Linked DNA regions of Homo sapiens: region 1 is linked to region 2. A link is an interaction called in ENCODE POLR2A ChIA-PET data of the cell type or tissue named here. Cell type or tissue: MCF 10A. All regions are shown on one strand.

Region 1 (4,000 bases), 63 kb before region 2:
TGGTTCCCTACTCTTCTCCTCGGCAGATTTCCCCCAGCATCTGATCTTGCTGCCCATCCCTTATATTCATCAGTTCTTCTCTTCTTCTCTCATAGAGCAGTGGTCCCATTAACATGGTAAGAAACTGTTTATTTGCTTAAACAGGCAAAACAGGAGAGGAAAGCTGCACTTCCCTTTCCCTTCCTAACCATGTCTAAATACTGGCTGCCCTTAGTACAATTCTAAAATGGGGAGGGGGAAACAACCAGAGATATAGGTAAATTTAAAGATCCTTTCCCCTTGACTTCCTCTGGTTTCATCTTCAGAGTAATAAAACCAACCATAAAAACTAGTATTTATTAGGCCAGGTGCAGTGGCTCACACCTGAAATCCCAGCACTTTGAGAGGCCGAGGCGGGCGAATCACGAGGTCAGGACTTCGAGACCAGCCTGGACAACATGGTGAAACCCTGTCTCTACTAAAAATACAGAAAATTAGCTGGACATAGTGGCGGGCACCTGTAATCCCAGCTACTCGGGAGGCTGAGGCAGGAGAATCGCTTGAACCCAGGAGGCAGAGGTTGCAGTGAGCCAAGATTGCACTACTGCACTCCAGCCCCTGTGACAGAGTGAGACTCCTGCTCAAAACAAAATAAAACAAAACAAAAACTAGTATTTATTGAGCACTTACTAAGTGTCAGGCTCTGTGTGAGGTACTTTGTATTTATCATATTTAAGAACCCCAACAACCTTGTAAAGTAGAGAGTATTATTATCTTCACTGGGTAGAAAGGATACAGAAGTCCACAGAAGAAAAATAACTTTCCATGTTGCATAGCCAGTAAGTTTGGCTAAGTTAGCCACATCTGAACCAGCCCCTGTTCCTCAACTCTTCTCTAACTCGATAATGTTGTGGGAAGAAAATATGGAGCAAAATAAACACTCTTTTATCTGACACTTATATATTTGTGTTTATGACATTAAAACCTAAAAGATTTTACACATTTCACTGCTCAACACAGTAATCACTGTTTTAGCCATGAAGTACACCCATATTTTGAACCCACTGCAGGACAGAAAATATCGTCTCTTAGTGACACGGGAGCACATATCTGGAGTTGTGCCAAAATACTACTGGTTCCCAAAATGCTCTTGGCCACATAAATGCAGAGAAAGAAAAGCATAGATGGGACTATGATATTTTACCTCAGCCACATTTTGTGGGATTCTATGAACTTCAGGCTGTGTGATCTTGAGCATGTCACTTCATTTCTCTCCGTATATCTCCGCTGCCTCAGTGGTTAAACAGTGGTAATAATGGCACTTACCTAGTATGTTTCTGAAACTATTAAATAGTACCTATATAGTGATCAGAACAGCAGCTGGCCATTTCAAGTGCCATATGAGAATTCTCACCGTCCTTAGATCCTTCATCATTCCGGGTGACAAAGTTCAAATCTACTTTTATTCCAACATCTCAAACTGGATTCCAGTTTGGGGAGTGGTTTGGAGATCCAATTTTGGGGGGTCTTCAAAAACTTTTAGAAGTTTTATTTTCAGACCTACTCGCTTTTCAAAGACAGTGGGATATATGTTTCTGATCCACTGAAAAGAGTATTTGTTTGGCTTAATTTCTCTCTCCTCCTGCTAAAAGCCACTCACTACTCAAGGTCTACTATGAATCTTTTAGGAAAATAAATACTTCTTAAAGGCTTTTCCTTCGAAGCAGACCATGGTGTTTTGACCAAGTACAAATCTTCATCAGTATATCCATGTTTCTGAAGCTGGCCTCCTGTGGCTAAACGAGCTTTGCTCCCACATCTTAAGTTTCTCTACAATTGACTCACTGGGAGCTGGGCTAACCTGTCCTAGCCTCCCTCACTTCAGCCAAATAAAAACATTCCTGGTTCTCACCTGTGCAGTCTAGACCAGCCCTGCTGCCCTGCTGCCCTGCTGTAGTGGACTCCTGCCAAACTTTTGCTGAAGAAAACCTCAGAAACAGGAACAGGAAGCCTATTCAGGGATCAAGTTTCCTTGATATAGATCTGTCCTCTGTACTGCCTGCCTGATCCCTCATCGACCTTTTATTCTCCCACTCCTTGTGGCCTTATCTTCACTCTAACTCATTGACTTTGGGTGTCCTTGAACCAACTTTCTCTAATGGCAGTAGATTTCTTGTCTTCCAGGGCTCAGCCAGCTTTGTGACTAACCCCAGCCTGCCCCAACTGCCTGCTACCTTAGCTTGCTTTTGGCTTTGCAGTTTTCCTTGGCTACAAGCCCAAAGTAGTGACGTCATTCACCTGTACCCCCAGGGCTGACATATCCCAACCTTTTCCCTTTATGTCCCTGTGAAATGCCCTGGCATCCTAGTTGAAGGAATCTCACTAAATAAAAAGGGTCAGAAAGAATTTTTTTACACTACCAGGATGTGAACGATATGATACGGCATTGCAAAGCCAGAGAAAACACATTCAGAGGGTCCTGTTTATTCTTCACAGGGGTAATCTTGCTGTATTGGAGTTTCTAAAACCAAAGCATGCAGTTTTCAAATATTATTTTGAAGAAAATAACTCAGATAATCTGTGTCCATTAGTAGATCTTTTCATCTAGTTATAGGACCTCTATATATAAGATGAAAGGACAACAAACCACTTGTAATCCAGAGATTTGCATTCATATCATTTTTATACTACTGGCTGTGTGACTTTGGGCAAGTCCTCTAATTCTTCCAAACCTCAATTTTTCACATATATAATATTGGGTCCAAAAACACCACTAAACTATAGTTTTTTGAGATTATGGGATGTGTCTTATTTTTATGAGACTCTTCCCCAAAATGTGGCCTAGAGAAAATGCTCCAAATTATTGATTTCATCAGACTGATAAAAGAATCAAATAAGCTGAAGTATGCATAATCACTTTGAAAATTATAAAGCACCATATAAATATTTTTATTATTATGAATGCATTGTGTGCCAAAACATTTTATAGAATTCAGAACATATTTCCCCAAAAACCCATGGTGCAATTCCCTATCCTTCAGATCACAAATTAGATGTTACCTGAAACATTTGTTTCCCCTCCTGCGTGCCTTCATCAGGCTTGTCCGGTCCCGCTTCTTGTATCTTTTTGTCTGAGCTCCCCACTAGATTGTAAAATCCTTGAGAACAGAGCCATATGGCCTATGTCTGGGTCATTGTACATATTAATACTATATATAGCAATTAGTACATGCCAGTCTTCATCTTAAGTGCTTTACCTATAAATATTAACTCATGTAATCCTCACAAAATTCTATAACATGGAAATTACTCTTACACCCATTTTATAAATGTGGAAACGGAGGCATGGAGAAGTTAAGTGACCTTCTGAAGCACACATAGCCAGTGAGTGACAGAGCTGGGATTTGGACCCAGATAGACTAATTCCAGGGTCCATGCTGTTAACTACCATATTAGAGTGCCTTGGTTGGTTGGGTAGGTGGGTGGGGAAGATATTCCATGTACCATTTGTCCTTTGTTATCTCTACTTCCAGACAAGACAATAATGTGAAAAAGCAAAGCTGAGGTTTTATACCCCACCATAAATAAGCTACCCAAAGGATTCTGGTGAGCTTGGAAATTACAGCTTTTAAGCCAAAATGACTCCTATCAACAAAGACACATTCACTTCTCCAGCCTGCCCACTTACACAATTTCCACTCTCCTCCCTCTCCCTCCTTCCCCCGTCCCCCAACAAACACATTGACTATGCACTGGATACACTGTCAGTCTGGTCAATTAATTTTGCTATGTACTTCTCCCGTACGTATCTCACTCCATCCTATGATTTCAAATGTCCTCCAAAAAACATTATCTTTCATACTTTTGTCCAATTTAAATCTCTATATTGAACTGCACACTAGACATTTTTACTTGGATATTTTACAGGACAGGCCTCATATTCAATGGATATTCAATTCAACATATCCAAGTCAGGACAAATGAGCTTCCCCTTCAAGTGTGTTTTTTCTAAGGGTAAATA
Region 2 (4,000 bases):
AGAGGCAACACATATTTTGCTTGGATGGATAATAACACTCACATATAGGAGTGGGACATGAAATATTATTAAGCAAAGCCAGGATATTTCTGAAAAAGAAATTTTAGTCTTCCCACAACATGAAATCAGATCTAAATGCTACCATTTGCTATCATTGCAAATGAAAGAGAAAATACCAAATATCCCCATTAAAAGACCAATTTAATGACAAACTTAGCAATGATGACTACCCATTGACATGATGGTTTCTAGTGAATAACTTCTTGTGTTTATAATACGTGAAATAGTTGTGCAAAAGACTCACCATTGCATCCATAGAATTATCTGTGCACTAGAGACGTAATGGATATTCAATCTATATGTCTTTCATTAATTAGGAAAACAAAATTATCTCATGAGATTTTGAACAAAATATACAGCTAGATCAGTCTACGCACTGAAAATTGTACAGCTAGAAGCATCAGCAGAATGTCTCACATCAAGTAAATTATTAACAATAGGTGTTTATTTGGGAATAAGTTTGTATATTTCTTAAATGAATAACCAAAGTATGTTATTAATTTCCTACTATGTGCACACAGGGCTAGTGGCTACAGAAAAATATATGGCTCAATTCCTTTAGGTAAGGGACTTTAAATCTAGTTGGTGAAACACATATTAAAAGAAAGAGCACTAGCCCATAAGGCATGTCTTAATAAAGTGACAAATGAATAAAATTGACAATCAGTGAACCATTACATGCTGTGTTGAATTCATTCTCCATGAAAATTCAACATGAAAGAGGCCAAGAAGCCTGGATTCCAGTCTTGCTTGTGACATTTCCTAGCAAGAATGTACATTATTTTATTTAACAGTGTTCCACTTGTTTATTTTACTGGAGTGTATACTCTTCAGTTCTTGAGAAGTCTGAGATAATTATCACATCACCACTAACAACTAGTAGTGTTCTTTTGAGCCCTAGGTTTCTGTGGAAGAGCTTCTGTGGAAAAAGTTCAACAGATGTTGACCTCAACTTGCATGTTAAGTGTTTTGGGGAAAATATTTTAAATATCGTAATACTTAAAACACTCCAGAAAGCTCTATGCCAGATGTTAACACATTGGAAACTATCAATGCATTAACTTGTGTTTCCAGTTTGACTTGCTTTTTATGGGCCTCACATTAAAGGCTTCTTCTGCAAGAGTATCCTGAGATTACATAGTAACCTGTTAAAGACTTCCCATTTGCAACTAGTTTTCTGAGTAAATTAGGATCTTTTTTGATAGTGTGTAAATACAAAAGAAATACTAAACTAAATTAGATGCTAAGGATTATGTGAAATCACAAGTGTCATAGTAAGCTCTCATTCCAAGTTTTTGTATTAATCAAAACAACCTTAGTTTCATTTATTGACTATATACTGAGGAAATTTATTCAATTTGAACTTATAAGGTTATTTTATGAATAAAATATCGTTTCTATGTAGTAAAATTCCATTTACATTTTTATTTAAGAGGAATTACTTCTGCAAAAAAAAACGCTAGAAATAACTTGAAATGTACATTCCGAAACAAATAGTATATGATTCTCCACACAAAACTTAGCTTGATAACAAAAGCATAAAACAGTTACCTTGTTTCCTGAGATTTTATAAAATCACACACTACACACACCATATATAAGGCAACTACCAGAATCTGCTTACTAGTTAAAAATACTTGCTCTTCCCACTTGGTTTTGCACAACACCTGCAATTTAATCAGGATGTTTTTGGGTGTGCCTGTACTTCCCTGTCAACATTTCAGTTTTGGGCAAACGCCAACCTGTAAGAGATTTTCATCTGGAGACTGTTTCCCTTCTTGCAACATCAGTTGTACTGTTGCCAAAAACATCACCCTACTAAGGGAACATCCCCTTTTATTCACTCCCATCCATTTCTGGACTCAAATAATAAACACTTAGTCCTGCATCTGAATGAAGCTTTTTTTTTTTGCCTTTTCTTCACCTAAAACAATTCTCACTAACCTCAGGGGGTCAATCTTTTTCAACATGTTCTTAATACCCCAAGTACTAAGCTACTCTGTTTTTTGTTTGTTTTTTGTCTTTTTGCTTTTGTTTCATTTTTTTTGTCAAAAAGGCTCATAATATTTGGGGCTGCAAACTATTCATCATCCTGAGAGAATTCAGCTCTCTAATTCTGCACAGGAGTAGAACAGGCATTTCTGTTTCTACCCATTGTGGTATTTTAAAATATTAACCTCAAAAGATGCTCCATATCATACGTTATCAAGGAAATTCAAACTGAAACAATGAGATACCACTACACACCTTTGAGAATGAACAAAACCCAGAACTAACAACATCAAACGCTGACTAGGATGTGAAGCACAAGGACCCATTTATTGCTGGTAGGAATGCAAAATAGTACAGCTACTATGGAAGACAATTTGGCAGCTTTTTAAAAACTGAACACTCTTAACATATGATCCAGCAATCCTGCTCCTTGGTATTTACCAAAGAAATGGAAAACTTAGGTCCACACAAAAACCTGCACACAGATGTTTATAACAGCCTAATTCATAATTGCTAAAATTTGGAAGCAACTGAGATGTCCATCAGCAGATGAATGTATAAATAAACTGAGGCACATCCAGAAAATGGACTATTACTCAGTGCTAAAGAGAAATGAGCTATCAAGCCTTGAAAAGACATGGAGAAAGCTTAAATGCTTGTATACTAAGTGAAAGAAGCCAAACTGAAAAGTTACATACTATATGACTCCAACTATAGGATATTCTGCAAAAGGCAAAAATATAGAAACAGTAAGATGATCAATGGTTGCCAGGGGTTAGAAGGGAGGGAAGGAGGAATAGCCAGAGCACAGGGGGTTTTCATGACAATGAAAATACTCTGTATGATACTATATGGTGAATTCATGTCATTATACATTTGTCCAGACTCGTAGAATATACATCACCATGAGTGAACCCTAATGCAAATTATGGATTTGAGGTGATTATATTGTGTCAGTGCAGGCTTATCAACTGTAACAAATGTAACATCCTGATAGGAGATTTTAATAGTGGTGGAGGCTATGCATGTGTAGGGGTGGGGAGTATACAGGAAATCTCTATACCTTCCTCTCAATTTTGCTGTGAATCTAAAATTACTCTAAAAAATAGTCTTTTAAAAAATGCTAATCTCCTCAGTACCTATATACCAACACAGAGCTTTGTCCTTTTTTACAAGGTAGACACCCTTTGTTAAGCGTGATCAAACCTGTGAGCCAATTTCCTAGAAAAAATGTAATGCTAGGGGAGACTGTTCTGATTACCAAACAATGACTCAGTGTGTTAAAAGGGCAAACCTAAACTGAAAAAATCCTGTTGAAGACAGGCATGGTTTCCTGAGAAAGAAGATTATGAACAAGTAAGCTATATTTATCTAGATCTGGGTCTGCATTCTGTTAGAAATACTTTTGTTTTTCATCACTATTGCATTTTTAATATTCCAGCAAACTGTGATTGCTTAAATTGCTCAAAGATGTTAAATATTTATACTTTTGTGGAAGTCTTAAGATCAAGAAGAAAATGCACCTAATAGAAACAATCTGCTGGAGTGGTCAATAGGCCTGTTTAGACTGTGGCGGATGACATTATTCAAGCTGGCGAGTTATTTAGACTTGGATATTTTAAAGAGTAGAAATACTAAATAGCTAAATTCTATCACACTCAATAATTATTTGTATAATATTGAAGATATGATATTAGAATATTTTCTTTCAAAAAACTATGCTGAGTCTGTTCTGCTATGTGCCAGTTCATTGCATATGTACAGTAAAAAATTAGAAGTTTACCTTCAAATATCTAAAAAAAAAGTAATAATAAATTAGATAATTCCTAAGACTAAAGAACAAAACGAAAACTTTTATTTTCACTGTGGCCTTCAATATACTTCCCCATACATATAAACTTTTCTTCCTAGCTCATTACACACAAGCCACTCTGAGCTTCTTTCAGTT

Evidence for each region. Peaks named below come from ENCODE experiments on the same cell type or tissue, not always from the same donor. Only the 100,000 strongest peaks of a DNase experiment are listed, where the experiment ranks them.
Region 1: POLR2A ChIA-PET joins it to region 2 with 8 read pairs; 1 of 35 experiments calls an interaction of 5 or more read pairs at or near these places.

The regions. Positions count from the first base shown.
Region 1 is chr12:89,115,662-89,119,661 of GRCh38, forward strand. No RefSeq gene overlaps it. Among named protein-coding and RNA genes, the nearest start is that of LINC02458, 98 kb to the left of the region's middle. In MCF 10A, no CTCF peak of the experiment used is centred here; DNase peaks (open chromatin) are centred at 1,920 and 2,240.
Region 2 is chr12:89,178,391-89,182,390 of GRCh38, forward strand. No RefSeq gene overlaps it. Among named protein-coding and RNA genes, the nearest start is that of LINC02458, 160 kb to the left of the region's middle. In MCF 10A, no CTCF peak of the experiment used is centred here; DNase peaks (open chromatin) are centred at 1,811 and 3,301.